Linked DNA regions of Homo sapiens: all the other regions are linked to region 6. The links are chromatin contacts, found by Hi-C or POLR2A ChIA-PET in ENCODE. All regions are on one chromosome and are shown on one strand. The core of a region is the stretch at or near the end of the contact, and the rest is flanking DNA. Distances in the headings are between cores, read along the strand shown.

Evidence for each region. A loop is a pair of places that touch in the nucleus more often than their neighbours do. ChIA-PET counts read pairs that join two places held with the same protein, here RNA polymerase II (POLR2A). Pooled maps may share reads with other maps.
Region 1: a loop to region 6 is called in a map with no recorded cell type, with 2.7 times the contacts of the local background. The contact joins the promoter of ANKRD44 here to the enhancer-like site in region 6. A Hi-C loop is called at or near these places in 7 of 37 single-sample maps with no recorded cell type and 3 of 50 pooled maps.
Region 2: a loop to region 6 is called in a map with no recorded cell type, with 2.6 times the contacts of the local background. The contact joins the promoter of ANKRD44-AS1 here to the enhancer-like site in region 6. A Hi-C loop is called at or near these places in 1 of 168 maps with a recorded cell type or tissue (mammary epithelial cell), 3 of 37 single-sample maps with no recorded cell type and 1 of 50 pooled maps.
Region 3: a pooled map shows a loop between it and region 6 (6-fold over the local background). The contact joins two enhancer-like sites. A Hi-C loop is called at or near these places in 6 of 37 single-sample maps with no recorded cell type and 3 of 50 pooled maps.
Region 4: a loop to region 6 is called in a map with no recorded cell type, with 2.7 times the contacts of the local background. The contact joins two enhancer-like sites. A Hi-C loop is called at or near these places in 2 of 37 single-sample maps with no recorded cell type and 2 of 50 pooled maps. POLR2A ChIA-PET finds 5 or more read pairs at or near these places in 1 of 52 experiments (activated T-cell).
Region 5: a map with no recorded cell type shows a loop between it and region 6 (4-fold over the local background). The contact joins two enhancer-like sites. A Hi-C loop is called at or near these places in 6 of 37 single-sample maps with no recorded cell type and 2 of 50 pooled maps.

What each region holds. Positions count from the first base shown.
Region 1 is chr2:197,308,454-197,312,284 of GRCh38, reverse strand. It overlaps ANKRD44 (ankyrin repeat domain 44), which reads left to right and starts at 1,505. Exons shown (of 28, transcript NM_001195144.2): 1 at 1,505-1,707. The coding sequence starts at 1,681. ANKRD44-DT (ANKRD44 divergent transcript) reads right to left here and starts at 1,219. Exons shown (of 4, transcript XR_923750.3): 1 at 1-1,219. RefSeq lists silencers at 1,190-1,269, 1,280-1,599, 1,650-2,029 and enhancers at 2,153-2,654, 3,106-3,165.
Region 2 is chr2:197,196,717-197,200,770 of GRCh38, reverse strand. ANKRD44-AS1 (ANKRD44 antisense RNA 1) reads right to left here and starts at 2,780. Exons shown (of 2, transcript NR_135584.1): 1 at 2,682-2,780; 2 at 1,498-1,853. The region is part of intron 1 of ANKRD44 (ankyrin repeat domain 44); the gene reads left to right. RefSeq lists an enhancer at 1,665-1,734.
Region 3 is chr2:197,142,910-197,147,008 of GRCh38, reverse strand. The region is part of intron 3 of ANKRD44 (ankyrin repeat domain 44); the gene reads left to right. Among named protein-coding and RNA genes, the nearest start is that of ANKRD44-AS1, 53 kb to the left of the region's middle. RefSeq lists an enhancer at 1,242-1,401. Within about 2 kb of position 1,373, at least 8 of the 41 ENCODE cell types and tissues checked have a DNase peak (open chromatin) inside an H3K27ac peak, as active enhancers do.
Region 4 is chr2:197,253,722-197,257,820 of GRCh38, reverse strand. The region is part of intron 1 of ANKRD44 (ankyrin repeat domain 44); the gene reads left to right. The region is part of intron 5 of ANKRD44-IT1 (ANKRD44 intronic transcript 1); the gene reads left to right. Among named protein-coding and RNA genes, the nearest start is that of ANKRD44-IT1, 47 kb to the left of the region's middle. RefSeq lists enhancers at 810-1,109, 1,226-1,882. Within about 2 kb of position 2,105, at least 25 of the 41 ENCODE cell types and tissues checked have a DNase peak (open chromatin) inside an H3K27ac peak, as active enhancers do.
Region 5 is chr2:198,004,106-198,008,234 of GRCh38, reverse strand. The region is part of intron 1 of PLCL1 (phospholipase C like 1 (inactive)); the gene reads right to left. Among named protein-coding and RNA genes, the nearest start is that of PLCL1, 200 kb to the right of the region's middle. RefSeq lists an enhancer at 2,718-2,907. Within about 2 kb of position 2,819, at least 2 of the 41 ENCODE cell types and tissues checked have a DNase peak (open chromatin) inside an H3K27ac peak, as active enhancers do.
Region 6 is chr2:197,598,126-197,602,367 of GRCh38, reverse strand. The region is part of intron 7 of RFTN2 (raftlin family member 2); the gene reads left to right. Among named protein-coding and RNA genes, the nearest start is that of RFTN2, 75 kb to the left of the region's middle. Within about 2 kb of position 2,614, at least 2 of the 41 ENCODE cell types and tissues checked have a DNase peak (open chromatin) inside an H3K27ac peak, as active enhancers do.

The DNA.
Region 1 (3,831 bases), core at 256-2,755, 290 kb after region 6:
GTTCTTCTTGTCTGCATGATCTGAATTATAATCTATAAGACTAATAAAGGTAAATTTGAGATTTAGCTGCTTCGACAACCAGAGTGGCTGGATGGTAAATGTGAGGATATTAATGCTCCTTTCTCTCCTGTCTCATGTGGAATCTTTGGGGGAGGTTCTAAGAGTAGGGAGGAAGAATGGACATTTGGTTTGTGAATATACAGTAGAGGCAGATGTTTGGTCTTGACCAAAGAATTCTGTAGCTCTAGTTTGCTCTTCAAAGCTGTTCAATGCTGCCCTACAGGTTTGCTCTATGGCCTGCCAGGGGCACATGGGGCTGCCTGGGAGCACTTCCTCTCCACTTGCTTACTTAATTCTCCCTTCTCCAGATCTCAACTCCTGTCACTTTCTCAGGGAAGCCTGCCCTCACCCACCAGTCTGGTCTGATTCCTTTGTTGTGGGTTCACTTCAGAAGCATGTTTTCCCTTGAGATCCCTTATCTCAGTTTGTAATTACATTCATTAGCAGAGACTATGCGGTTTATGTTGGCATCTTCTGAGAGCAGGTTATCTTATTTATGCTCTCCGTTTATTCCCGTGCCTAGCCAGTGCCTGACAAGGTAGGGACTCAGTACATAGCTGTTCAATGAATAAGTGTTTGCTCCAAATTCCAGAACTATCAACAGCTACTATGCTTACGAATATGCCCGTTGTATCTGTAGCCCATGGTGTTTGACAGCTGTCTTCTATTTGTTGAAGAGCTTGGTAACTTGGGATTTTGTAGAGATCAGTAAGGACTGGTGGGAACACCCAAAAGACCCATCAACTCGGTGATTTAGGACTGCTTTGCTTCTCCAGGAACTCCACTCCACCCCCACCAGCAAAAACCAAACCCAGGGTGTTTGAATTTAACAATAGTATGTGTGTGTGCATATGTGTGTGTGTGTTTAGCTGGAAAGTGGCTGGAGAACAAGGTGGAAGGGCCAGAGCTTCTGTTCCCTCCACCCATAAATGTTTGGCAAACACCCTGTAAAGAATCACAATGTGTCCGCTGCCTCCTGGCATTAAACAAAGGGAGCATCATAATTGCGGTCCCTGGGATCTTCGGGGCGCTGCCACCACCTGATTCTGGGTTAGGGGAAGGGGGCGTAACCCCATCTCCCCGGTTAAAGTGGACGGCATGTGAGTGAGAGCCTTTCCTGCCCCCTCGGGGTGTGTCCCCGCGGGCTTCCCCACCCATATGTGTGAGACCCGTCAGGGAGGCCCGCGATCCGCCCAGGGCCCGGGGCCGGCCCGGCCGGGCGCCGCGTGCAGGTGCGGAAGGCAGGCGGCGGCCCGGTGCGGGCGCGGGGGCAGCGCCGGGGGCCGGGCTGCGCGGCTCGGCTGCGGGCGGCAGGAGGCAGCGTCGGCCCAGGCGGCGGGCGGCGAGCGAGCCAGCGCGCGGTGATGTCAGTGGCGGCCCGGCTGGCAGCAGCCGGTACTTCCTGTGGAAAGGCGGGCGGGCTCGGCTGCAAACCCCACTAGCCAGTGTCAGCCTCTCGGCGGGAGGAGGCGGCGGCGGAGGAGGAGCAGGGGGAGGGCTGTCAAATTCGGGAGCCAGATTTTTTCCCTTCTCCTGGCAATCCCTTCCGCTTCCCCGGCTCCCGGCGTGACATCTGCGGGCCGGGGACCTGCATGTGTGTGCGCGCGAAGGAGCGGAAGAATGGCAGTGCTCAAACTCACCGACCAGGTAGCGGGCGGCGGCGCCGGCGGGCGGGACGCGCGGGCGCGGGGCGGCGCGGAGCCCGGCGGGGGGATGGGGGCGCGGCTGGAGCGCGCCCGCGAGCTGTTTACTCGCGGCGAAGGGGAGGACTGTGTGCGGCCGCCGGTGCCTCCGAGAGCCCGCGGCGGCAGCTCCCCTCCGCCGCGCCGTCCCCGCCCTGGGCCGTCGGAACTGCGCGCCCGAGTCTGGGGCAGGGCCCGTGGGCGCTGGGCAGCCGGCGTGCGGGAGTGCGGCGGCCGCGGGCCCGGCGGGGCTGGGGAGGGGGCCGGGGGCTCGAGGTGCTCTCGGGACTCGCACCGCGCCGCGTTGCGTGGGCGCCGCCGGCCCGGGCCCCGGGGAGGAGGACGCTGCACGAAGAGGGAGAAAGGATCGCAGACTGGGACCCCTCCCCAAACCTAGCAGGAGTCCTGCCCAGAATGCGGCTCTTGTGTGGCCGGGCTGTCTTTATTTATCCGTTGGATGTGACATCCGACTTCCTCTTTAGTTGCGCCAGGCTGTGTGCGTGGTGCGGGATGGGGACCCCTGGAGACCGCCCTTTCGGATCGGGCCGGTCCCTCTGAGGAGGAGGTGAAGTCGGCTCGGAGCCTCCACTCACAGGCGGTGGGCTACGGTCTGCCTGTGTCTACCAGCTTTGTTGGCTTTCCTTGCTGAGACACCACACAGGGCAGCTCTGGAGTCCTGGCTTGGAGAGGTGGGGTTATTTGCTGAATCGGATTGACAGTCCTCGCCGCAGGTCTGTGGAATGGTAACAGCCACCTTCGCGGACTCTGCTGCTCTTACATTGACACTAACAGGCACCAAACCAAGTTGCATGACAAAACTCTTTGCAGCTCTTTCCACGAAAAAAGGAAACGGCTTGCTACCCCCACCCCCGTTTATTCGTGGGTAGTGAAAGGAACTTTGTTTTGGGGTCCTGGTAGGCAGAGAGGCAATCTTGACTTTGACTACAGGGTCAGACTTGCCAGCCCTTGGTATTAAATACCTCAAACTTGTCCATGGGTTGCATCTGCTGCCTTGCGTTCTCCAGTTAGTATCCAGCCAGAACATCTTGCAACTGAAGTGCAGTCCGTCACCACAATGATTTGCAATGATTTGTTCTCCTGCCTTTTAGATTCAATTTTTTTAGCTTGTTTTTCCTAAATATTTACAGGTGTTTGGCGGGGTTGGTGATGGGGAAATCACTGAGTTAAAATTCATGTTATTGTTAAATTTAGTAAGAAGAGCAGCTGGTACTTGTGATGAATGTATTTGTTCTCATTGGTTCCAGAGCATTTAAAAGTGTAAGTTGATATCAGGATTTCCTTCACCTTTTGGTCACATACTTTGCCAACTGTTAGACATTTGCGTATTTTAAATCCTACAGTTTTAGCGTGTCTTGGGCCTGTCATCTTTGCTAGTACACGTTGCTGTACTTGTCTGTTAATCCCTAGATCTTCAAAGTACAAAGAATGGTTCTAATAGGTATTGTTATCACATATAAGAAAGAACATCACATAGAAGTTTAGAGTTGTAAGGACTCTAAGGATGATCTAGCCCAAACCCTTCATTTTCTAAATGACAAAACAGATCTGGAGAAGTGAAGCAAGTCTTCCTCAAAGAATGCCAGCTATAGGCCTGCAGGACTGGGACTAGCTCTTGTCTTCTGCCTTCCAGGTGCTTGTACTTTCTGCTACAGTTGGTATAGGATAGCTCCATCATCTCATTGGATGTGTTGTAAGGGTTACAAGAAAACATCTCTTCCTAGATCAAGATCAACCCTAGTGAGAAGTGTATTACTTGGTCTTACAAAGAGAGGAAGTTATTCTTCAGGGCTTATCAGAGCAGGAATTTCAAAGATGTTGCCTTTTAAGATGTTTCCAAGTATATTTCCTTCCTTCCCCCAATAAACTAGTATGAGTATGGAGAGAAAGGAAGAGTCACACAACGTTTATTTGGTTCCATCTCCAGATACGTAAAAAGAACCTAAGGCGTTTTAAGATTCAAGAACTTCTGAAAATGTCCAGTCTATCTTGGGACAAAGTCAGAAGGAGATGGGGTGGGGAAGTGGCCTGGGTGGGGTGGGGTGGTGAACAACGATGGTTTCTGTGTAGC
Region 2 (4,054 bases), core at 1,531-4,030, 400 kb after region 6:
CCAGTCACTTCATTATTGCTTTCTTTCATGTTATTCATATTATTTTCCAGATGGGCAGGAGCAGCTTAAATGACTACTGTTGTTTGAAGGGCACAGCAAGCGTTGTATGTGTTTTGGCAGGGGGTAGCATAGGGCATGAGAAGGACAGGGAAGGAAGAGATTTGGAGGTAATTTCAAGCTCGTGCTGTCTGGAAGTAGTGCATTTTAAATTAGTGTTAGTGTGATGTTCTGCAGCAGCCAAGCTTGGGAATTTTTTATATCTTTAAGCAGAGTCTGGCGAGTGGTGGTGGTGGGAGGAGTATGAGAAGAGGGTGTTTAGAAATGCTGTAACTCAGGACATTCTCCTGAGCATATACATGTCTAAAGTCAGTGCTGTGCCCTGCCTCATTTGTCATTCCAAAATACATTTTTTTCCTTCCTCCATCTAAACCATGTTCAGGCCTTGTTCAAGTCCTGCCTCCTCCAGAGACACCACTCTGGCTTCTTAGCCTTTCATGCTTCCCCTTTTCTGAATCAAGAAGGCTCCTAGAATATTATGGCTAAAGGCACCTCCAGATTACCTCTCCAATCTGTCATTGTGCAGAAGGACAACTTGGCATCCATTTGCATGAGGTCTGTAGAACATGGTTCAGTACTGTCTTACACAGTTTAAGTGTTTTGTGTGGGTTAGGCTTATTTCCCCAACTATATTTGGCAGTCTTTTAGGAAAGGACTATGTCACACATTTCTTTTGTATATTTCATAAAAATAGCATATTGTAGGTACTCAGAAAATGCTTTTGGCTCTGGTAGCACTTCTCTGTGCAATGTGGATAAGCACTGATAGAGGCTTGTTTGTTGTGGTACAAACTAGAAACAACCCAAATGCCCATTCGAAGGGGAATAATTGAATATGTTATGGCATATCCATACAATGGAATAGTATTATATATAGTTATTAAGAGAAATGATTTAATCCTGTAGCTATCGACCTGGGGGATGTCCTCAGTACATCATTATTTTTGCAAATTGTAAGAGAGGGAAATAAGCCAGGCATGGTGGTATGCATCTGTAATCCAGACTACTTGGATTACAGATACTTGGGTGGGAGGATCGCTTGAACCCAAGAATTTGAGACCACCCTGGACAATATAGCAAGACCCCCATCTCAAAAAAAGTGTGTGTGTGGGAAATAGTAAAATCCCATTTTCTGATAATAAATAACGATAATCTCATATATCTGTATCTGTACCTACCAACAAGAACACGGGCTGTTCACATTTGTGGTAGGAAAGGTTATTAAGTTTTTTCTTTATCTGTTTTTGTATTGTTGCAACAGGAAACCTACTAAGATTAAAATCCAGCAAACATAAGACAAAGATAAAATGCACAGGGGTTTTGATGCATTAGGTGTTTCCCATAGTACTTCCTATTTTTCAAACTTCGTGTGATTAAAAAAGTAAGTTTTATCCCTGACTAAATTTCAGTGTGGAAATAAAGAAATAAAGATAGCATGTACTTGGCTTAGGTATACTTGTTTTGTTCTTTCAGCTCGTTACGTAAAGATACATTTTTTTTTCTTTCTCATGACATGAAGATAAGCTTTCTTCTTACCAAAACCTAAACTGTGAAGGCAGCACCCAAGCCAAAAGCCTCGAGGCTCTGGTTTCTGTGGTGGGATGGGGAGAGAAGTAGGTTGCACAGATGTAGGATGCCAGCTGACTTCAGAACTTCCGGTCTCAGAGCTAACCAGGCTCGGCAAGCCACAAGAGAGAAGGAGCTTGCATAGGTGGAAGAGCAAAGAAAGCCAGTGCTGCAGAACTTCCGGTGCTCCTCCGCCGATGTCGGGCTGGCGCTGCTCCCGAGCCCTGTGTCCTGTGGAAGAAGTTGGTGAGAATCGTTTTGAATGTAGGCAGCCACTCCTGAGGAGGCTAGCCCTTGCTACATTAAAGGTGGAGCTAGATTTACATTTTATTTTATTTTATTTTATTTTTTATTTTTCGAGATGGAGTCTTGCTGTCGCCCAGGCTGGAGTGCAGTAGCACGATTTCAGCTCACTGCAACCTCCACCTCCCGGGCTCAAGCGATTCACCTGCTTCAGCCTCCCGAGTAGCTGGGATTACAGGGGCACGCCACCATGCCTGGCTAATTTTTTGTATTTTTAGTAGAGACGGGGTTTCACCATGTTGGCCAGGCTGGTCTCAAACTCCTGGCCTCAGGTGATCCACCTGCCTCGGCCTCCCAAAGTGCTGGGATTACAGACGTGAGCCACCATGCCCGGTCAAATTTACCTTTTAGATTCACATATTACCACCAGAAGAATGCTTCCTCTGACAACTGAGCGGTACTCCATCCCCAGAGCCCTTTGTGCAGACTATTATTGCAGTTTCCTAACTTGTTATGACACTCCAGCCTTTTCCTCCAGGTCATCATACAATCCATTTTTAGAGTGATTGTTCTAAAGCACAAATCTTAGGTCACTCCCCTGCTCAAAAACCACCCACTGCTCCCCCAGTTCCACAGAAGAGAGCTCAAATTTCTTAGCTTGGTATTCAAGACCTTCCATGATAGGATCCCTGTCTACTACTCAGCTTACCTCACTTCTCCCCTCCTCCAGCCAAATGAAACTGTTCCCTGTGTATGTTCAGGCTCCCTAGCTTCTGCTCACAGCCTTCTGAATATGAAGAAGGGAAAGTCCCTTACCATTCCATCCGTCTCTACCTGTTTAAATCCTCCCCAGTCTTCAATATTCATTTCAGAGGCTGCGTCTTTCAGGAGGCCAGGTACAATTTCTCTCCCTTCTCCATGCACTTCTCCTGCGGCCTGTGCCTTACATTCTAGCTGTGCGTATTTGTATACTTCCTGTTACACCTTGGTAACCTCATCAAGGGAGAGACTGACTCTGACATTCCAGTGTCTGAATTTCTTTCTTTCTTTTTCTTTTTCTGTGTTTCTTTCTTTCTTTTTTTTTTTTTTTTTTTTTGAGACAGGATTTCACTCTGTCACCCAGGCTGGAGTGCAATGGTGTGAGCATGGCTCACTGCAGCCTCAATTTCCTGGGCTCAGTTGGTTCTCCCACCTCAGCCTCCCGAGTCGCTGGGACTACAGGTGTGCGCCACCGTGCCCAGCTAATTTTTGCATTTTTAGTGGAGATGTGGTTTCACCATGTGTCTAGGCTGGTCTGGAACTCCTGGATTCAAGTGATCCGCCTGCCTTGGTCTCCCAAAGTGTTGGGATTACAAGCATGAGCTACTGCGCCCGGCCTCCAGTGTCTGAATTTCTTATGCTCAGTAAATGTCTTATGCTTAATACATCTTTGTTGAATTGAATGTGGTTATCTGAAATGTACCAAATTAAGTTTTAGAAAACATATCTTTTATCCCCTGTTGGAGGGGGTAGTGTGTAAAGAAATAAAGGAGCTACGCACTGGGTTGGTGTCTGTGAAAGGAAATATGATATGACTTCTTTTTTTTTGCAGAATTTCCCATTTTCCCATTTTATATTATCGAATGTTTTCCAGTCTCTTAGGCTCCTCTCTCTTCCTGCTGCCTTATCCTTTCCCTTTGACATCTGTCACTGGATGTCCTTACCATGATTTTGGATGGGGAAATGAGAAGATGCTTCCTGAAAGACTACACTGAGGGGATTCTCTAATAGATTTTCATTCCATGTGACTTTTTCTGGCTGGGGAGGGAGTAGGGGACCTTCCAGTCATCTCAGGCAGAAACTAATTCAGGTCCTGATCAACCCACTGCCTTAAATTTTAGAATGGTTGCTATAACAATTTTAGAATGGTTGCTATAACAAGATGCCTTAGGAAAAAAAAAATTGACAATGGCCAGAACAGGAAGGTGACTCCGTTTTACACATGTCCCTAGTCCCTCACCTGTGGAGAGGTGGTGAGAGTTTAACTGCTTGCTGTCTTTCCAAGAATGCACGTGGAATTCAAAGAAAAGAACAGTAGAAGGGAAGGAGAGGGTTTAAAGGAAAATTGTCATGGGCTTTGGAAAGACCTGATTGTGTAAAAATTGCTTGCTGGTGTTTGGAAAGAACCCAGGTGCTAACAGATTTTAGAC
Region 3 (4,099 bases), core at 124-2,623, 450 kb after region 6:
CAAAAGTCAATTGCAAATAAAAATTTAAATAACCAATTTACTAGATTGACTACTACAGTGAACCCAAGCAAAATTCCTTTGTTATGTTCATGGAAGTTTATGTGATAGGCGATTTTATCATTACACAAAGAAAAATGCAAGAAGTTGTTCTTATTGAAAAATGACTTCTCCAGTAACATTTTTATCTTGCTTTGAAAGTCTGATTCCTGGCTGTCTAGTCAGGCCCAGCATTGTAGATGAATTCAGTACATTTGGATATATTTTGATTTTTTTATTATACAAAAGGAAATAAAACTAGTTTAAAGTCTACATGAACATACACCTATACACACTATGTATAGTGAGTATATATACACACTATGTATAGTGAGTATATATACACACTACATAAACATGCTACATAAACACTATGTATAGCATGTATACACTATATACTCTCTCTCTATATATACATGCTATATAAACACTATGTATAGCATGTATACACTATATATGCTATTATATATGCACACTGTATATATGCCATATATATATGCACACCCTAGATTTATATGCCAACTAAATGTGTTTGTATATTTATATATATTTAAGTTGGGCTGCAAAACAATACTGTTATACTTATGGATACATGACTGTGACTATGTGATGAAAGCATAAAAACATGGAAGGCAAGGAACCATATTGATTTCTGGTTAGTGGTTACCTCTAAGTAGGCAGGTTAAGTAAAAAATGTCTTCAGGGAAGGCTATAAAAGAACTACTACAACTCTCTGTAAAATATTTTATGTTTAAAAATTTAGAAGGGAGTATAGCAAACATTTAAATCTGATTTGTGTTTATACTGGTCTTTGTGATGCTATTGTCTTTATTTTTCAATGTATTTTAAATATTTCATCAGATTTAAAAATGCCAGTGGTTTAATTTTTGGAAACCTGTATGCTCAGTATATCTCACCAAACAGGTTTCCAAAACCATTATATGCTTTCTCCCTTGAGTGTTTACTAGACAAATCCTGGAATGAATTGAGCATGTGCAGATGTCTCACTGTAGATTATTCACAGACAAGCTGTCTTTCTTCTTCCTCTTTTATGTTTGGGAGATTAACATCTAGAGGAAGTGCCACTGCCTACAGACTAGTCAAAAGGCCTATAGTAAGTTTTCGCCTTTGTTTGCAGTAAGGAAAGGGGAACTGTAGCATCTTAAAGTAAGCTCTGCAGAGGTAGGAGCTGAGACATGCATTCAAGCAGATGTGGTGAACACTGTGGACAAGAAACAAGAATTGTGCTGTGATGCATAAGCAACACGGCCCTTATTTTGTTGTGTTCATGTTCTTGAGGTGGGTTTCCCCAGGAAACAAGTGTTCTGTGCCTCAAAACACGTGTGCCCCACGCTCCTGATGGTCACATGGAGCTTAGGTTAGATTTCACATGGCATTTCTTGTGCTTTTGAGAATAGGCCTTTCTTCCAACAAATCTAAAGATGTCCCAGGGCCATGTTCCAAACAAATGTGTATTGTTTGGTGTTGGCACAGACTAAGGGCCAATGCACACCTGGCTGGTTGCCCTGGCAATTGCAATTTGGCCCGTGGAAAATTGTAGGCAGAATCAGTGGAGGTATAAAATAAAGAACTTTGTGGTATGACATCTATTGGTCCCCATCAGCTATACCCGCCTCTTTTTTATTTTGTATTTTATTTTATTTATTTATTTATTTATTTTTGAGACGGAGTCTTGCTCTGTAGCCCAGGCTGGAGTGCAGTGGCGTGATCTCAGCTCACTGCAACCTCTGCCTCTTGGGTTCAAGCGATTCTTCTGCCTCAGCCTTCCGAGTAGCTGGGACCACAGGCGCGTGCCACCACGCCTGGCTAATTTTTTGTATTTTTAGTAGAGATGGGGTTTCACCATGTTAGCCAGGATAGTCTCGATCTCCTGACCTTGTGATCCGCCTGCCTTGGCCTCCCAAAGTGCTGGGATTACAGGTGTGAGCCACCGTGCCCAGCCCACCCACCTCTTAAATGTTGTATTAATAGACCTCTCAGAGTCTCAGAGGAATGTTTCATGAATGTACAAATTCAGAACTTTGTCTTATATGCCAACTTTGTGTTGTTGTTGTTGTTTCTACATCTGAAAGGGGAGATTTTAATTCTGCAGCATGAAGTCAACCAGTCTCTTTTTTTTCTTGTATCTGGGGCCAGTGATTGTTTGACAAACATGGTTTCACATCACCTTCACAAGGGCATAGAATCCACCAGCCTCTCTTCAACTCTGGCTGATTTAGTAGAGCTGGGAGAAGCTGTTGCATATATTTTAATCTATTCACTTGTTTGGTCTTGGAATTTCTGAGCTCTTAATCTCTTTAGCATAATTTTGGTTCAATGTGCTATGGAAAATTTCCTCCTCCCTCTCATCAAATTAAGAAGACTTAGGGCATGGGGAGCATTGGGAAAGTTTTCTTTTTTAGCAATTTTATTTACCTGTGGAAGCTGAGGCAAACTCTTGGAATTCACTTGACTTTTATTTTCCCAAAAAGTCCTTTACTCAATTTATATATTAAGTTCATAATATTGCAAGAGCATGATGATTTTATCTCTGAGCTTGTGTCTGGCAGCTGAGCCTTTAGGGAATCCAACCAAACTGTTTCCTAATTTAATAATGAATGAGGTGCTAATGATTACCATGTTGGACAAATAATTCGGCCTTGCCAGAACAGCCCATTATAGCTGTGTTCTCCATTGTTGTATTAACCTACAGAGCATGGTGTAACCCAAGCTTGCTAAATTCCTGCTGGCATTATCTCCTGTTAGCCAGGTGGATAGAACCCTGAATGCCTCTGAGCAGACAGGGAAGACAAGGTCTTGGCGAAGAATTCAGCCCTTGGAAATTTCACTTTCTTACAACTGCCAGTCCAGGGTCTGGCTTTATTTCCCTCCTGACTCTAGCTTCTGTTTGGGAACTGGTCGAATCTGGATTAAGTCAGAGAGATCAGTGAGAACCAATCAGTGGCTAAGAGTTAAGATACTGGGGTTGAGATATAGAAAGCAGAGTGCACAGAAAAAGGACCACAGTAGAAATATCTTACAAAGGCTAGGTGTGGTGGCTTAAGCCTATAATCCCAACACTTTGGGAGGCTGAGGTGGGAGGATCACTTGAGGTCAGGAGTTCAAGACCAGCCTGGCCAACATGATGAAACCCATCTCTACTAAAATTACAAAAATTAGCTGAATGTGGTGGTGGGTGCCTGTAATCCCAGCTACTCAGGAGGCTGAGGCAGGAGAATCACTTGAGCCTGGGAGGCAGAGGTTGCAGTGAGCTGAGATCGCACCACTGTACTCCAGCCTGGGTGACAGAGTAAGACTCCATCTCCACTATTCACAATAGCAAAGACTTGGAACCAACCCAAATGTCCAACAATGATAGACTGGATTAAGAAAATGTGGCACATATACACCATGGAATACTATGCAGCCATAAAAAATGACGTGTTCATGTCCTTTGTAGGGACATGGATGAAATTGGAAATCATCATTCTCAGTAAACTATTGCAAGAACAAAAAACCAAACACCGCATGTTCTGACTCATAGGTGGGAATTGAACAGTGAGAACACATGGACACAGGAAGGGGAACATCACACTCTGGGGACTGTTGTGGGGTGGGGGGAGGGGGGAGGGATAGCATTAGGAGATATATCTAATGCTAAATGACGAGTTAATGGGTGTCGCACACCAGCATGGCACATGTATACATATGTAACTAACCTGCACATTGTGCACATGTACCCTAAAACTTAAAGTATAATAATAATAAAATAAAAAAATAAATAAAAAATAAAAAAAAGACTCCATCTCAAAAAAAAAAAAAAGATCCTACAGAGAAAACTCTGAGGACAAGTAAGGATTATAGGGTTCTGGGTTGAAAGAAGAAAACTGGAAGTACTCTCTAATGCGGGAGTGTTTGTGAGGCATAACTACTAAGTAAAATTTATTAGAATTTATTTTTTAAATTTTAATTTAATTTACTTTTTTTTTTTTCTTTTTTAAGATGGGGTCTTGCTAGGTTGATCAGGCTGGTCTCGAACTTCTGGCCTCAAGTGATCCTCCCA
Region 4 (4,099 bases), core at 856-3,355, 340 kb after region 6:
GTAATGGTTGTATAATAATGTGAATGTACTTAATCCCAGTGAACTGTACACTTAAAGATGGTTAAAATGGTAAATTAAAAAATTTTTACTTTTTGTGGGTACATAGTAGGTGTATATATTTGTGGGGTACATGAAATGTTTTGATACATGCATGCAATGTGAAATAAGTACATCATGGAGAATGGGGCATCCATCCCCTCAAGCATTTATCCTTTGTGTTACAAATAATCCAATTATACTCTTTTAGTTATAAAATGGTAAATTTTATGTATACTTTACACAATAAAAAATTTGTCCAAAAATATTGAATTGTTTTAAGATACTAAATAAAAGAAAAAGGAACTGAAGAAAGTCATGATTGTTTTTTTCCCCGAAGTTTTATAATAATCACTAAAAAGCTGACTGTTACTGCCTGTTGATTCTTTTAATCAAGTAAAAAAAAAAAAAACTTCTGTGTTTCTGTGTGCTTTTAATTTGTTTTTTAAAGAATACCTCTTAAAAACTACTGTCATACCAAACTGAACTGGTAAATATTTAGCTTTCCCAGGTGGGTCTACATGGTACTCACATTTGTCCAACTGACTTCCTTTGCAAAATGATCTGAAAGAGAGCTAATCACCTTTACTATAAAGAAATCCTACACAGTGATAGCTGCCACCTCCAAGAGAGTCCTGGAATCTGCTTAAGCTCAGGCACCTGAAATTTTAAACACTAAACCTGTGCAAGGAGAGTGCTTTCTTCTTGGGGATTGGATTGGTGTTTTCACCTATTCTTCCATTTTTTTTTTGAAGATGAGCTGCTTGTAGAGGTTTGGAGACATCAACTGACTTCTCTCTTTTCTGTACCTCCTGAGGCACCCAAAGCATGAATACAGTTTTTTTCTTCTTCCTCTCTCTTTATAGACTTGGTCTTTGATCTGTGATCTATGAGAAGGCTGAAGCCCCCTTACAGGACAGTTTACAATTTACTGGGAGTACATGGAAGTCCTGGACTAGGGTGATGTGGCTGCCTCCCATTGCACAGGAGCGATTAGCTTAGGATACGAGCCTCTTGACTTGTTTATACACAGGGCCTTACATCCTCCCCTTTTGTATGCCATTTTCTGAAACACCAAGGCCTTTGTTTTAAATCTATTCTAAGGGGGATTAATGTATTTGTATATACATGAAGCCTTCTTGGGAAAGAATCTTAGAAGTGTATTTTTTAAAAATTCAAGCCTGAAAAGTAGATGTTTAACTTCAGGTTCATGACATATTTTTTTTCCTGTTCATCTGTCTCAATTTGATTTATTTCCTGGTGTAAAGACAAATGCACTTTGGTTTTGTTACTTTGATGTAGATAACTTGTGTTCAAGTTGTCTTTTGGCTCTGTGTGCTTACATTTACTTTTTATAAAGCCGTTGGTATATGGAGAACATCTAAATTTTGGAGCATTAAAGTTGAAAGGCCTTTCAAAGACACATAGTCAGAAACACATCATAGAACAGCAGGAATCTTTTGTACTCATGCTCCTGACAGTTAGGGATCTAGTTTTAACTGTTGTCAAGTTTAGACACCTAGTGATTTAGAAATGAGCCTGGTCCACTGTTGGACAGTCACTAGAAACTAGTTCATTATCTGAAATCTTTCCCTTTTTAATTGCTTAGGTCTTAGTGTTCTGCCATCTAGAGCATTAAATGAAAATGGTTTGAATCCAATGATACTATAAGCTTTGAAAAGAGGCTCAAATTACAGATCAATCACACATTTTCTCACAAACCACATATACAAAAGACAGCCCCTGTTAAGAAAGTATAAATTCAGAGTATCTTAAGAATCCCCTCCAAACAATTTTCTAAAGTTAGACCAGATAGATTAAGATTCCTTATTTTTAAACTGCACCCAGGCATTACGCTTTTCAAAGGCTCCTGCAATGTACAGCACAGATGCGTGATTAAACATTTCTTTATTTGGTGAACGTCTTACATGAAGCGCAGGGTCCTTCCTGCTCTGGCTTTCATTATCTGACTCCAGGAGCGTCGTTGCCTTTGTCAGGGCTCCAGCCCTACTGGCTCTGGCTGGCTTGTCCTGGCCGCTGTGTAGCTGCCTTCGATGGGGCAGCCTGGCTGGGGAAACCCAGGGGGCCGCCTCTTACCACACTGTCAGTGGCAACAGCAAAGCATGTAACAGCCTAGAAAAAAGGAAGTTCACAGGCAGGCCTGTAGTTCTTCTTTTGTTTTGGGGCCATAACTTACAATTTACAGATTCTCAATTCCAAAACTATGATGTTTAATGCAAGTCATGTTAGGTTTATTCCTTCTTGCTAGAAAAGAAGGGATACCTAGCTTATATCCAAATAGGAGCTTGCACGGTTGTTAATTTGGTTTTTCTTTCAGAGTTGGGGTGTGCCCACAGCAAGTGATTTATCTCTTGGTGAATAAGGCCCCAGGCTGCTCTATTGTGCCTGCCTTTTTTTGTCACTTAGCTTGTGTTTCTCACATGAGTGTTCTGTGTATGCTGAGGTGACTACTCAGGAAGCTGAGCTTCCAAATGATGGGAGCCCAGCCCCAGGAAGCGTAACCCCATAGACAGGGCTCTGTGAGGAACAGGCAGCATTCCCATCCTACCTCTGGTGTCTGCTTCTCTCTGAGTGTCTTCTTCATTCCTTCCTTTTCTAAAGACCGCCTTTCCAACTTCTTGGACCATAGTTGTGGAACATATGGCTACAGGTTCAGCCAAAGAGAGACTGACCCTCACTCTTCATCTCCTTCTCACATTCTCTGGACAGGGAATCTCCTTGGCTGCCCTGAGCTGAATACTTCTCTGGTTCAGTTAACTATTGCCTTGGGCCTCAGGGCAGCACCTTGGACAAATAACTCTTAGGAACTTGATTTGTAGATGTGTTTCACGGATGGAAGGAGAGCATTTTGGAAAAGGCAGTTAATCTGATAGGTGTGCACCCCTCTGGGGACATGATGAAGTGCCACAGTACAACTAGTACATACGCCTAGAGTATCAATTTCCCCTTTAGTTTTAGAAGAAACATGATTTTGATGTTAAAGCAAATATATATATATGTGTGTGTGTGTGTATGTATGTGTGTCTATACACACATATACACACACAGTAAGGTGGAACATACTCCTACAGTATCAATTTCCCCCCTACTTTTAGAGGAAACATGATTTTAATATTAAAGCAAATATATATATGTGTGTGTGTGTGTGTGTGTGTGTGTGTGTGTATGCATGTATGTGTGTCTATACACATATACACACACACTAAGGTAGAACATTTGCAAGAATTTTAAAGATAACCATAAGGGAGAATAATTAATTTTGTATTTAAGAGATGCTCCTCCGCTGTTAGGACACTTTGGTAGGATAGTTCAGAAAGTACTGACATTTCTGGCCAATTACAGGCTGGAGTTGGAAGTTTTTTTTGTTGTTGTTGTTTTTTAAGATGGAGCCTTGCTCTATTGCTCAGGCTGGAGTGTAGTGGCGCTTTCTCAGCTCACTGCAGCCTCCGCCTCCCAGGTTCTCCTGCCTCAGCCTCCCGAGCAGCTGGGATTACAGGCACCCACCGCCACGCCCGGCTAATTTTTGTATTTTTAGTAGAGATAGGGTTTCGCCATGTTGGTCGGGCTGGTCTCAAACTCCTGACCTCAGGTGATCTGCCCGCCTTGGCCTCCCAAAGTGCTGGGATTATAGGCGTGAGCCACCGTGCCTCGTCTTGGAGTTGGAAGTTTAGCATGATACCATGTTGAGTTATTGAGTATTTTTCTTGTTTTAGTTACGTGAGGCCAGAAGATTCACTGCTTGTGTATTACAGAATTGTGTACAGAATACTCCCATTGTGGGTGGCTGGGCTAAGAAACGTTAGTGTAATCTTTCAAGAACCCTGTGCGGATTATGAGTGTGTTTCTGGAATAAGGCAGAATAATGAGATTTAGCCAGTGTTGGAGGCATCAGTGGGCTTGTAAATAGTTAACTCTTTCACTTGCAGCCCACATAGAGTCGCCTGTCTGTATCTCCTCATAGCCCACTTCACATAGTATGACTTTGTTTTTCTGGGCCACAGAAAGAAGACAAAACTAACTGCAGAGCTTTCTCTTTACCTAG
Region 5 (4,129 bases), core at 1,570-4,069, 410 kb before region 6:
AATTTAATGTTATGTGCTTTTTACCATAATTTTTAAAAATCTAAAACCAAGCCCAAAGAATTACTTAAGCACATGCAATATAGTATGAAAAAAATTGGAAGAGTTCATTGTGATTTTAAGTCAAACTTTACATTTCTGGAGGTAATAAGACTTGAGGTGATCACTAACATATCTCTAACAATCTCAACGTGGAATAGGGAGTAGTAAAAGTAAACAATGAAATAATGATCATGTTATGTTACTGGAGTCCCTTTTTGCCTTGGCTGCTGGGAGGCTTAGAAATAATTATTAGTACTCGCTTTCAATGAATGTATTAGCCTAGGTTTGGGTGGCATATTTATTTCCCTCTCCCTGTAAAAGCATTCAAATTATTATCTAATTGCATATATCTTTCCTTATAAACATTATATCTTTTATGGAGACAGTCAGGGTGTAAATTATAGATAAATTGAGAAATATCAATGGTTGTGGAGCAAGAGAGCTGGAATCTGAACAAATGCTTAATGAAACACAGACCTGACTATATCCAAGTCCTAAAATGCATGTTTTTTGAAGAGGGTTTATGATGAAGTTGATGTAACTGACCCATAAAAGAGAGGGTTAACATTCTACTAATACAATGACATCCTTTACTTTGAGAAATAGTGATATTTAACTAACATCATTTCTTTACACTGTTTCACTGAAACTTCACATCAGTGGGCTCCCTTGTGCCTGTAATATTGTAAATTAGCTATTTTTTAATATATGTACTGAATTACACACATATGTCTTCATGGTCCCTGTTGAGACTGATAATTCCAGCTATTCTGTATGAGTTTGTGATAGCCAAAACAACCATAAAATATAACTAAACAGCCAGTAGGTTATCAGAAGTGAATAAAAACAAACAAGAGGGGGGTGGGGTGGTTAAAACACATTTTGACTCAATTTTTAGTTGCCAATTTCTAGATTTCCAATGAGTTTTATTTTTTATCATGTGTAGTGAGCTCAATGCTGATCCCCAAAGATACTCATTTCCTGGAAAAGCAGATCATTGTGCATATTATAGCTTCTTCTATGTGTCATGATCTGATCCTATTTTTTAATTAAAATACCACATCATCAATATTGAGGAACATTTTTAAATCCAGCCATCCAAAGCAACAGTTGTTTTCATTCACAACTTCTAATCCTTATTTTCATGAATCTGTTTCTGTAATCTAAAGATTACCTTCTAATCTTATCTTCATGAATCTGTTTCTATTTCATGGTATCTACACACAACAAGCTGCTCACTTGGTATTGCAGAGATATAGGGGTGACTATCGCTCACCTAAAGAACCTTCCTAGGAAAATGAAAGCAGGTGCCTTTAGAAACTGGTAAAAGGTTTTGGGCACAGCTCAGTTTCTAGAAGGCAGATCAACAATCATTCCACAGGGTCCTTTGCAGCAAAGGCAGCTTTCTGTTGCTCCAAAGGGCACTAAAGTAAGAAAAATGCTCTAGTCTCATTCTTGAAATATTAACACTACAGAGACAGAAGCCCAGAGCACAAAGACAGAATCTTGGCTATATATCAGCAGCCTCTCCAGGAAGAGAATCCTTCATCACATTATGTACACCCACCAAAGGTTCCAGACTATTGGGAAAATTTAGATTCTAAAAATATATGTGGCAAAAATAAACTGCGAATAAACATAAATATAAACATTATACATGCAATGACTAAAAACATGGGGGAAATGAGGCAACACGCCTCCAGAGTTCTTAAGAGGAAAATTCCACTCTGGTAGGGCATTTGGGACATATATATATACTCCAAAAGTTATACTTCCTTTACCTGAAATTCAAATTTATCTTGATGCCTTGTATTTCCATTTACCAAATCTAGCAACCCTACCCTATTGTACCAAAAATTAATTTAGCCTTAGGTATGCAAGCACACATGCCCACACACATACACATTAAATGGGATGAAAGGAGCTGCCCATCTTCAGAAAATTAATGCCATTATCACTCAACAATAATGATAACTTACTTCTGCATCAAAACATCACAAACTTCATTTTCTCATGTTTTATGTCAACAGACTTCTCACCCTGTCTTTTAACAACTCCAGTCCTTTTATGTTGTTTCCCTAGAAGGGAAGAAACTGGTGAACTGTCCCTCTTTTCTCTTAGCTTAAAATATCCTTTTCTAGATACCTAGGAATCATCTCTGAATATATTAAGCCTCCTTCAGCTGCTGGCCTAAGTGCCTTAATCAGCATTCCTATTTCAACAAGGATTTATTAAGCAGTTATTATATTCACACATTAACTGTGTTATCAAGATGTGGATGTCCCCATTTTTTTAATTAGAAAAGGAAAAGTCTGAGTGGAAGAAATGTGCACTGTTTGCTCAGCTAAAAAGAAGTCCTCAGTCCCCTTGCATCTTTCAGCACCGCCTTTTGTGATATCGGCTGTCCACGGCCTCCCTGCCCCTGTCACCAGCCTTGCCTCTCCACCTCAGGCGAGTTGCCTGCAACCCTTTGCCTCTGCCCAGTTAACCAGTCTCAGCCTTCCCTGACCACCGCCCACACCTGTTACACATTCACAGTGCCGCATACTTTTTTATTGCAGTCTGCCCGTCAACACTGAGGTGAGTCTTTAATGAATGTCTGCCTTCCCCTCAAGACTATAATATCCTTGTGAACAGGACTGCAGGACCTAACACAGGGTCTAACATAGGGTAGGCAGTCAGTAAATATAATGCAATGAAGAAACTGAAGTGTGAAAGAAAGACTTCTTGAACACTAGCCTGGAGGGACTTTCCAGGCACGATGTGCAGTTTCCATTTCAAGGCCTCAAAGAGAACTTTCCTTTGCCATCAACAGAGTGAGCATGATCTGTGAATGGATGGCTGGAGATCATATTAACCCTGGTACAAGAAGGGCATTTTCACCTTTGAAATCTGCTGGTGAATTTGCCATAATTTCACATCTTTTTTACTCATTGCCTATGCAGGGAGATAAAGCGTATATCTCACTGCCCCTATCACTTAGCACTCGGAAAATCTTGAAGTGAAGTTCTAAGTTAACACACATAAAGAAGGAGAAATAAAGGAGGGTGGAAGTGAGGGAGCGAGGGTGGAAGGAAGGAAAGTTTAAAAAGAAAATCCTTTAAAAACTCACCTCCCTACCCTGCCTTGTCTGAATATTTTATTTTCACTAAGCTATCTTAGGAACCGAAAGCTAGAAAATGACTATTTCTAGATGTGTTAATGGCCTCATGATTTCCTTTCATGTTCTGCAGCAGCAGCTAAATTAGCAGTAAGCACTTTTATGTTCATTGGCTAAGTTGGACCTTTTTAAGAACCTAAAATTGAAAACAGAACTTAAATTTCAAATAGTCTGACATGGCAAGTCTATTTTCATTCAAAATACTTCTTATACAAAAAGATGCAGGAGGCGTTTATCCTGACCAAAAATGCTATAATTTCATATTTTTTGGCATATGAGACTGAAATATGTTTAGATACTTAGGTTTTCAATGTTGGAATATTTTTCTTAAGTCTATTCTTTCCAGTATTTAAGATTTATTAACAAAAATGTGTAACAGTACTCATCTAATTCTTAGATTTATTATTTAAATATGACCACCCTAGACTTTATAAACAATACTGACTACTAAATCTTTGTATTTCTTTCAAGAGCCACAAAGTTTTTTTTAACCAAATACATCACGAACTTGACTTGGACACACATTCTACAGATAAGTTAGCCAGAGCCTCTTTAGAATTAATGTTGGAAGTAAGCCTAAGTCATATCAGTAGGACACAGTCAATGCAATAAAGATATTCATTCAAAGAGTACCCCCAAATGACAAATTCATTCAGAATGTTTTAATCAGTTAAATGTTCCCTGGCATTGGCACATGCAAGTGATCCATCAAGGAACTGAATGACTAATCCACTAAACTTCCCTGTAACTCTTCTCAATCTTTCCTGAAAGCAAAAAGAAGAGTAATTTAAATGAACCAAGTGTTTAAGATCTATTGAGTTTCCACAAAAGGCTAGCTACTGAGCAGAACATTTGTAGAAATTGGCCCAGCTTCCAGACTTGCTTTTAAAAAAAAAAGCTAAATATATTACATTGAATCCTTAAATAATG
Region 6 (4,242 bases), core at 1,365-3,864:
TGGGGGCAGTGACTCACACCAGTAATCCCAGCACTTTGGGAGGCCAAGGCAGACAGATCACCTGAGGTAAGGAGTTTGAGACCAGCCTGGCCAACACAGTGAAACCCTGTCTCTACTAAAAACACAAAAAAAAAATTAGCCAGGCATAATGGCGCACGCCTGTAGTCCCAGCTACTTGGGAGGCTGAGGCAGGAGAATCACTTGAACCCACAAGGTGGGGGTTGCGGTGAGCCAAGATCACGCCACTGCACTCCAGCCTGGGTGACAGAGCAAGACTCCATCTCAAAATAATAATAATAATAAAAAAAAGATAGTGTCAAACTATAAATAGAACTTTTTTTTAGTTTCATTTTTGTTGCTTGTTTGTTTTTACAACTAGTACTAGTCACTGTTGAACAAAACTGAATTCATTTGGGGGAATTTTAAGGCAAAGCTTTCAATGATTAATCTTTTATGTCACACTTTAATACCACGGATCATGAACTTGCTCCTGTCTCTTCTTCCGTTTGCCACACTAACATCAGGACCTGTGTGGTTTGCTTAAGTAGTCTAATTGGCCCAAGAAAAATGAACATTTGTGTTTATTTTCTTCATTATTCTCCACTATAACTTCTGAACATTATAAGGTGGAATGCTTAATTTAGGATGCTAAATAAAAATCTGGAATTTGGTAAAATAAGCTTAGACTTATCCACTAATTATAAAGTTTTCTAGTCAGAATAGAATTAAACTAACCCACATCTTCCTGTAGTCAGGGCTTCAGTGAGCTCTACAAGCAAATGTAGTCACTCTACATTTGCTTGTAGAGCTAATGCAGTATTGTAGAAAGAGTGGGAACTAGAGGAGACCCAAGACAAAGGTCTTAAAAGCTGAGTCTCAATTTCCCTATCCATAAAATAGAGAAAATGTCTGCTCTGCACACCTTAAAGGATTATCATAAGAAACAAGCATGTTAATGTACACAGAAAGGACTTGGAACGCTGAGAGCACTACAGGAGTCAAAGTTGTTTTTATTAGTTTAGTCCAAGAGATCTTCTGTTAGTGGGAAGACCCAATCTTCTTGATAGTCATGCTGTTGTCACAGCAAATCCCTCTCCCTCAAATGACATTCACATAGAATCTTCTTTGTGCTTTCTTATGAAATGCATAGAAGAAGGCAGGGAAGAGAAAAGGAAACATTTCTGAGCATCTCCTATGCTCCAGGGTCCATATCCAGGGTGTAGGAACTTTACATCTACTATCTCATTGACAATGTTCAACCACTTCTGCCTGCAGAGAACTCAGCCTGCCCTGGCTGACCTGTCCTTCATGCAGCCTGTGCCCTCGTGCTGACCACAGCACCAGGGATCATCTGCTGCCCTCAGAGATGAAGGGACTAGTCAATGTTCTCATCACTTCTCTGTAGACTGTTCTCTATACTTGTCACCAAAACAGTTTGTACTAGAACTTTTTCAGAATTTAAATTACTATCTCTAAATCAAGCATATTTTCCAAAGTTGCCTTTGTTTTCTAATACATCAAAGCATGACTGTCCATTAAAGTCTAAAACAGAACCAGAAGATTCTTAAATCCCTCTCAGGAAGATACTAAGTCACTTACTTAACTAACAGCACCTTTTGGATGAACCTTTTTGTAGGGAATAAGAGATGTGGGCTCTGTCCTCTGAAACCATCCAGGGCATTTGAAACATCCTCTCAGGTGCCATAATGACCACCAGTTTGCTAAGGGAAAAATATTCTATCCCAATTCTGTAAATAGAATTATCTCAGGAACCACTGAGAACCATAAGGGACTTACTTGCTTTACCAAATAGGCGTCCCTCTATAAGGCTTCAGACCTCTTTCCCTTAGGTCTACCGTGATTAGAGCCTCGAAACCAAAACAAGTTCCACATGGTCTCACAGCTGGTCTGAAAGTAGCAGGACCTATTTTAAATCAAAATGGCCCTCAGAAAACCAGGGACATAGAAGTTTCCGACATATCTCAAATTAAGGATCTGACTATGAGGACGTCCCCAAGAGGTAGGCAGATGCTGACCTTCCAAAGTCTTATTTGAGCATCTGGATGCTGTCTAAAGTTGTCAGCCTTTGACAAACCATCTCCATGTTTGCTGTTTTATCTCATTAGACTCCCCAAACAGCACTCCCCATAGGGCCACTGGAAGGCATTACTCGTCAGTTTCAACCGAACAGTTTTAAAGCTCGTGCTTAGGCCAGGCGAGGTGGCTCATGCCTGTAATCCTGGCACTTTGGGAGGCCGAGGCAGGTGGATCACCTGATATCAGGAGTTCAAGACCAGCCTGGCCAGCATGGTGAAACCCCATCTCTACTAAAAATACAAAAAAAAGCCAGATGTGGTGGTGTGTGCCTGTAATCCCAGCTACTTGGGACGATGAGGCAGGAGAATCCCTTGAACCCGAAAGGCAGAGGTTGCAGTGAGCCCAGATCATACCACTGCACTCCAGCCTGGGCAACAGAGTGGAGACTCCGCCTCAAAAAAAATAAAATATAAAATAAAATCAAGCTCGTGCTTAAAAAGCTTCTGCCCTTTCAGAGGCAATTCCCCTTCACACCACAGGAGGGATAGGTTTGACAGTGCTCTTGCCTCACTGAAGTAGCTGTGGAGGGTTCGCCCTCCCCTGTGCCACATGTTTCACCTCTCTGCATACTGTGTTAAATATCAAGTAGAACGCTGGCAGAGAGAATCCTATTTCAAACATACAGGCAATGATTCTCAACCCAGGATCGAGCAGTGTACTTCACACCATCTGAGGACTTTTTTCCTTGACATACACCCCTAACCCACCTACCTCCACCTCCAACCCACCGAGCCTTTGATAAGCCACCTCCTTCCTCTTTCTCCTTCTCACACTGCCTCGGGATCCGCTGGTAGAGATACTCTTTCATAATTTGGGGTTGCTGCCAGAAATTGTGTCACACTGCAGAGGGAGTAAGTAACTCCTCGCCCACATTCCAAATTCGTTTATATTTTAGACAAGTCAGGTCAGGAATAAATTGGTAAACTAAAGATGGTGAAAAATATGTGTCCTCAGCATGGCTCTAGGCAGCCTATCCAGCTAAAATTGTCCAAAACATTTAAGGACACAAGTCACATTAGAAGAATATGGTAAGGCTGGGCGCGGTGGCTCACGCTTGTAATCCCAGCACTTTGGGAGGCCGAGGTGGGCGGATCACAAGGTCAGGAGATCGAGTCCACGGTGAAACCCTGTCTCTACTAAAAATACAAAAAATGAGCCGGGCATGGTGGTGGGTGCCTGTAGTCCCAGCTACTCGGGAGGCTGAGGTAGGAAAATGGCGTGAACCCGGGAGGCGGAGCTTGCAGTGAGCCGAGGTCGTGCCACTGCACTCCAGCCTGGGCGACAGAGCGAGACTCCGTCAAAAAAAAAAAAAGAAGAAGAAGAATATGGTAAAATAGACATCAAGGATGCTTCCAGAAAATAAGCCCTTTTTGTTTCCACACTCCATACCAACAGGAACTGTTGGTGGGTTTTATTATTCAAGGAAAACAGTGAATGCCTTTGATAGTAGCAAGTATCACCAAGTAATCCCCAAGGCCTGAGAAGTCCACACTTCCAAGTCTGTCTCTTCTGGTGATGGTTCCCAAATTTACTGTGCATCAGGGCCACCTGGGCAGCCTGGTGAAATGGAGATTCCAAAAGACTGGAGTGGACCCTGGAATCAACAGGCACCTCAATGTTTGGAATGCACGGTAAAGTTTGTAAAGCCTGCCGTAGGTCAAACATCAGATCTTAGTGCATTCAGAATTGCCCCATCCACAGTTAGTGTGAAAGAACTCCCTGTAAGGTCTCCAACAATCCCTACCCCAATGCGTTCCTGCTTTCTCTTCAAGAAGAATAATTCTACCCTGATCCCTGCTTCCCATCTTCGGATCGTTCCAGACCTGGTTCTTTCATGTAATTCTCCACCTGGATCACACACCTGGAACATTACCCAGAAGGTCTCTTCTGCATTCCCACGTACCCTGTCCCTTGAATTTGTTTTTCTTTTTTCTTTACTTTTCTTTCTTTTAAGATAGGTTCTCTTTCTGTCACCCATGGTAGAGTTCAGTGGCGTGATCAATAGCTCACTGCACCCTCAACCTCTGGGCTCAAGTGATCCTCCTACCTCAGCCTCCCGAGTAGCTGGGACCACAGGCATGTACCACCACACTTGGATAATTTTCTTTTAATGATTTTGTAGATACAAGAGTCTCAGTATGTTTC